Regions from separate parts of the Homo sapiens genome. Here region 2 is linked to region 1. Evidence: chromatin loops called from intact Hi-C (ENCODE). Cell type or tissue: gastrocnemius medialis. All regions are shown on one strand.

Region 1 (2,500 bases):
AGTAGCTGGGATTTCAGGTATGCACTACCATGCCTGGCTAATTTTTGCATTTTTAGTAGAGACGCAGTTTCGCCATATTGGCCAGGCTGGTCTTGAACTCCTGGCCTTAAGTGATTCTCCCACTTCAGCCCCCCAACTAGCTGGGACTACAGGTGCACACCACTGGGTCCGGCTAATTTTTTGTAGTTTTAGTAGAGACAAGTTTTCACCAGATTGCCTAGGCTAGTCTCAAACTCCTGGGCTCAAACAATCCTCCTGACTTGGCCTCCCAAAGTGCTGGGATAATAAGCATAAGCCACGATGCCTGGCCCATTACTTCTATTTAATACTGAAAAAAACCTACACTCAAACAACCCTAGTAGTCGGTCTGATACTTGTCCCTAGAGCCTGATCTCCTGTATATGGTGTTACCCCCCCGCCATATGACCAGAAGACAGTGCAGACCTGCACAGAACAATTCAGTAGTCACCAGCCACGTGTGTTATTGATAACTTCATTACGTACCTAAGATGACTTAAGAACAAAATCTAAAATTTTCAAAAGTCGGCCGGGTGCAGTGGCTCACACCTATAATCCCAGCACTTTGGGGGACCGAGGCAGACAGATCACCTAAGGTCAGGAGTTCAAGACCAGCCTGGCCAACATGGCAAAACCATCTCTACTAAAGATAGAAAAAGTAGCCGGGCGTGGTGGCACTTGCCTGTAATCCCAGGTACTCGGAAGGCTGAGGCAGGAGAACTGCTTGACCCTGGAGGCAGAGGTTGCAGAGGTTGCAGTGAGCCGAGAGAGCGCGCAGCCTCTCCGAACTGGACGCACAGGGAGGACTGATAGTCCCTGGAGAAGCGAGTGAAGTGAAGCGGATCTGAGAGGCTCCTAGGCGACAGCGCGCAATCATTCCTTTGCCGCCCCCTGCTATCCCCGGGACCGCCAAGGAGGTGGAACTCACCACAGCCTGGGCAGACTCCACCACCATAAAGGCGAAACCGCACTGACGGAGAGGAGCCAGCGCCGGAAAAGATGGCGGTGGTGCGCTGACGTCACTTCCGCTTCAACACTCTGGCCGGGCGAGGCTCGTGGGCTCCAGTTTCAGCCACGTAGGACCGGGTAGAACACAGAAATTCTAGTTTCCTCTCGGGTGGGTGCAGAAAGGGCCTGGGGTTGGCTCAGGGAGGGGGATGCAGAACTAGGTCCAGAGAAAAAGGTGAGGTTAGAACCGGGCCTCCAGACGGAACTGTGGGCGAGGGGAGGGGCTCGTACTCGGGGGGTGATTTAGAGGAGGGACCCGGCCTAGCCGGTGGTTCAGGTGGCCGGTCGGGCTGGAAGGGCGGGGATGAGGGATGGGACGCATCCCCGGGGGATGCTCCTCCAAAGCTTTTATCGGGCGAGCGCAGTGGCTCACGCCTGTAATTCCTGCACTTTGGGAGGCTAAGGTAGGTAAATAGCTTGAGTCTGCTGGGAATGGGTGCTCGCTTGGTGTCACAAAATCAACACTGAGACAAAGGATCTCAGCAAGGCTAGTTTTACTTTCTGCAGAATGGGTGCCACTGGCTGGCAGTCTTGCCACCAGAGCACACATTAACAAAGGAGACAGGGTTTTTTTAAACTTGAAGTGTCCATCCTTCTGCTGTGTCCAGCTTCCATTGGCTGGAACGGGACCTCACCTTCCTGTACTTCACTGGATTGGCTAGCAACTTAGAACTTCCCAAAAGAGGCAATGGCAGAGGAGAACAAAGGAAGAGAGGAAGTAACTTGTGGACTGTTGAGAGAGGCAAAAACACTTCTAAATAGGGAAAGGAATAGGCCATGACCTAATAGTTGCTTGGACCAGTTCAGGCATGCCAGGGCAAATATCTAGGCTAAAATGTGGGAGCTAAAAACAGAGTCTATTGATTTCTTTATTACGGCTGGCAGAATTTAACAATATTACCACAGGTCTTTGAGAAAATTTGGCTTCTAAGAGGGATTACTATTTATTTCAATCAGACTGGGAGGAAAGTCCCTTTGAAGAGGAACCTGTATTTATTTCATTTTCTACAAGTCCAAGAGTTTGAGACCAGCCTGGGCAAAGTAGCAAGACCCTGTCTCTCTCTCTCTCTCTCTCTCTATATATATATATATAAACATATATGTATAAATACATATAAATATATAAATATATAAAAAATATATAAATATACATGTTCAAAATGCTTGTTCCCTGGTGCCATAAAGAAATTAGCACTTGAACATAAATTTAATTTACTCAGCAAGGCCATTTTTACTTCCTGCAGAAACGGTATACTCACCAGCAGTTTTGCCACGAGAGTACACCAAACAAAGGAGATAGGGTCATTTATAACCTGATGCTTCCAACCTACTGCTGTGTCCAGTTTCCACTGGCTGGAATGGGACCTCACGTTCTGGCTAGCAACTTATAACTTTTTAAAAGAGGCAAGGGTAGAGGAGAACAAAGGAAGGAGGAAGTAACTTGTGGAATGCTGAGAAGGGTCAAAACATCTTC
Region 2 (2,500 bases), 83 kb before region 1:
TCCGCAGTTCATTATCCATGAACCAAATTCACAAAAACTCTATAGGCCTCCTTCTACCAATAAGACTAAAACCCTAAAGTCACAAAAACCACAGTTCTGGACTCCTGGTATAGATCACACCTACTCCCAGGGGTCTCAAACTAGGGGTCCTAGGGCTGACTAGGCCCACAAATATTCAGTTTGGTGGCATCTGTATAGAATATTTAACTCTTTTTTTTTTTTTTTTTTTGGAGAGATGGAGTCTTGCTATGTTGCCCAGGCTGGTCTTAAACTCCTGGGCTCAAGAGATCTTCCTGCCTCAGCCTCTCAAAGTGCTGGGATCACAGGTGTGAGCCACTGTACCCAGCCAGCTTTTTTTTTTTTTCATTGATATACAATCAATGTAGCTTAAAATGCACACATCCTTCGTTTCTCTTTTTTTTCTTTTGAGACGGAGGCTCACTCTGTCTCCCAGGCTGGAGTGCAGTGGCACGATCTCAGCTCACTGCAACGTCCGCCTCCTGGGTTCAAGTGATTCTCCTGCCTTAGTCTCCCAAATAGCTGAGATTCCAAGACCCCACCACCACGCTCGGCTAATTTTTTTTCTATTTTTAGTAGAGACGGGGTTTCACCATCTTAGCCAGGCTGGTTTCAAACTCCTTAATCCAACCATCCTGTTCATTGTAAATTTGATTATTGTGATACTAGAATAATAAAGCCTTCATCCTTTCCCTCTGGAGGTCTGATTAAGAAGCTCTCTTGGGATGTACAGGCCTAGGAACTCCATTCGAAGATAATGAATTATTATTCTTAGTATTCTTTAGCAGAAAGACTTGCGGTCTACAAACGTTTATATTCACATACACAAATACGCACACCCTATAAACCTAAAAAGCATCTTTATCTTTCGCCATGAAAGTAATGGTCAAAAATAAAACACAACACAATAAGACGAAACCAAACTTACAGATGAAACATTCGTTTGCATAAGAGAAGACAGAAAAGGCCCCCTAGAACCAACTTTCACCCAGTGCTCACCGGAACACTCAGAAATCGCCAGGTCCCTGAACCGGGAAGATCCTGGGGACGGAGCCAACGCGGATGCAAAAGGCAGCAATTATTTTCCTGCCGGAAAAAAATTCACAAACGCTGCTTTGGAGGCCTTTGGAGAGGGGCGCACAGATGAAAACACCCTGCGGACACCGTAACTATAAACCCGACTCCTCCCGAGGAGCGACGGTCCGAGCGGACGCTAGCGGGCCCAGCAGACACGAGCAGAGCGGGCCAGGCCTCTCTAACGTCCGGGCCAAACCCGTCCTTCACCCCAAAACCAGTTCATCTCCTCGGAACTCACCCAGGCCAGTGAGGCCTTAACTCTGAAAGGCAAAAAGACTCTCAGGCGCTCACAGCCGGCGTCACAAAAGGAACGGCGCACCGCTGACGTCATTTACGCTCTCCGCCTCGGGCCAGGCGGGGTTTCGGGACTAGGGTTTCTGCCGTGTAATACCTCCTCGAGGCAGAAAAATTCTACTTTCCATCTGCTTGGCTGCGGAGGACCTTGGGGTGGGCTCAGCGTGGGGGCTGCAGGCAGAAATGGGTCCAGAAGGCAAGGTCGAGGTTAGAGCCAAGCCTGTGGGCAGGGCTACGGGCAGGGGGCGGGGAGGAATGTGGGTCCAGGCCCAGAGGAAAAGGTTGAAGTTATAGCCAGGCCTGTGGGCGAGGCCGCAGCAGGGCGGCCATAGGGGAAGGAGCCAATGTGTTATGCATGTAGAAAATAGGTAACTACGTCTTTTGCTCTGTTACTATTTCAACATTTGATGTAAAAAACATTTTCTATGCAGCTAAAAGAATTGTTTTTAAAAATAATTTCTAGGTTTTCTGCCTTGCTTTAAAACATCTTTTCTTTTTTTTTGAGACAAAATCTCACTCTGTCACCAAGGCTGGAGTTCAGTGGAGCCATCTCAGCTCACTGCAACCTCCACCTCCCAGGTTCAAGCGATTCTCCTGCCTCATCCTCCCAAGTAGCTGGAATTACAGGTGCATGCTGCCACACCCTGCTAATTTTTGTATTTTTAGTAGAGGCAGGGTTTTGCCATGCTGGCCAGGCTGGTCTTGAACTACTTGTCAGGCCTCTGAGCCCAAGTTAAATCATCATAAACCCTGTCACCTGCACGTATACATCCAGATGGCCTGGAGCAACTGAAGAACCACAAAAGAAGTGAAACAGCCAGTTCCTGCCTTAACTGATGACGTTCCACCATTGTGATTTGTTGCTGCCCCACCCCAACTGATCTCTTGACCTTGTGACATTCTTCTTCTGGACGAGTCTCAGGAGTTCCCCACCGAGCACCTTGTGACCCCCGGCCCTGCCAGCAAAAGATAACCACCTTTAACTTTCCACTACCTACCCAAATCCTATAAAACTGCCCCACCCCTATCTCCCTTTGCTGACCCCTTTCTCGGACTCAGCCCACTTGCACCCAAGTGAATAAACAGCCTTGTTGCTAACACAAAGCCTATT

Evidence for each region. Hi-C counts contacts between places; a loop is a spot of excess contacts. Peaks named below come from ENCODE experiments on the same cell type or tissue, not always from the same donor. Only the 100,000 strongest peaks of a DNase experiment are listed, where the experiment ranks them.
Region 2: it touches region 1 in a loop (9-fold over the local background); 4 of 110 quality-filtered maps call a loop at or near these places.

Annotation. Positions count from the first base shown.
Region 1 is chr19:9,620,216-9,622,715 of GRCh38, forward strand. It overlaps ZNF561 (zinc finger protein 561), which reads right to left and starts at 1,017. Exons shown (of 6, transcript NM_152289.3): 1 at 947-1,017. ZNF561-AS1 (ZNF561 antisense RNA 1) reads left to right here and starts at 1,267. Exons shown (of 4, transcript NR_122038.1): 1 at 1,267-1,430. RefSeq lists enhancers at 196-778, 927-1,346. In gastrocnemius medialis, no CTCF peak of the experiment used is centred here; DNase peaks (open chromatin) are centred at 1,016 and 1,276; H3K4me3 peaks cover 1,990 bases; H3K27ac peaks cover 1,630 bases.
Region 2 is chr19:9,537,242-9,539,741 of GRCh38, forward strand. It overlaps ZNF426 (zinc finger protein 426), which reads right to left and starts at 1,404. Exons shown (of 8, transcript NM_024106.3): 1 at 1,334-1,404; 2 at 1,018-1,104. ZNF426-DT (ZNF426 divergent transcript) reads left to right here and starts at 1,425. Exons shown (of 2, transcript NR_134921.1): 1 at 1,425-1,757; 2 at 2,165-2,489. RefSeq lists enhancers at 710-1,445, 1,452-1,501, 1,702-1,771, 2,426-2,500. In gastrocnemius medialis, no CTCF peak of the experiment used is centred here; a DNase peak (open chromatin) is centred at 1,420; H3K4me3 peaks cover 2,381 bases; H3K27ac peaks cover 1,504 bases.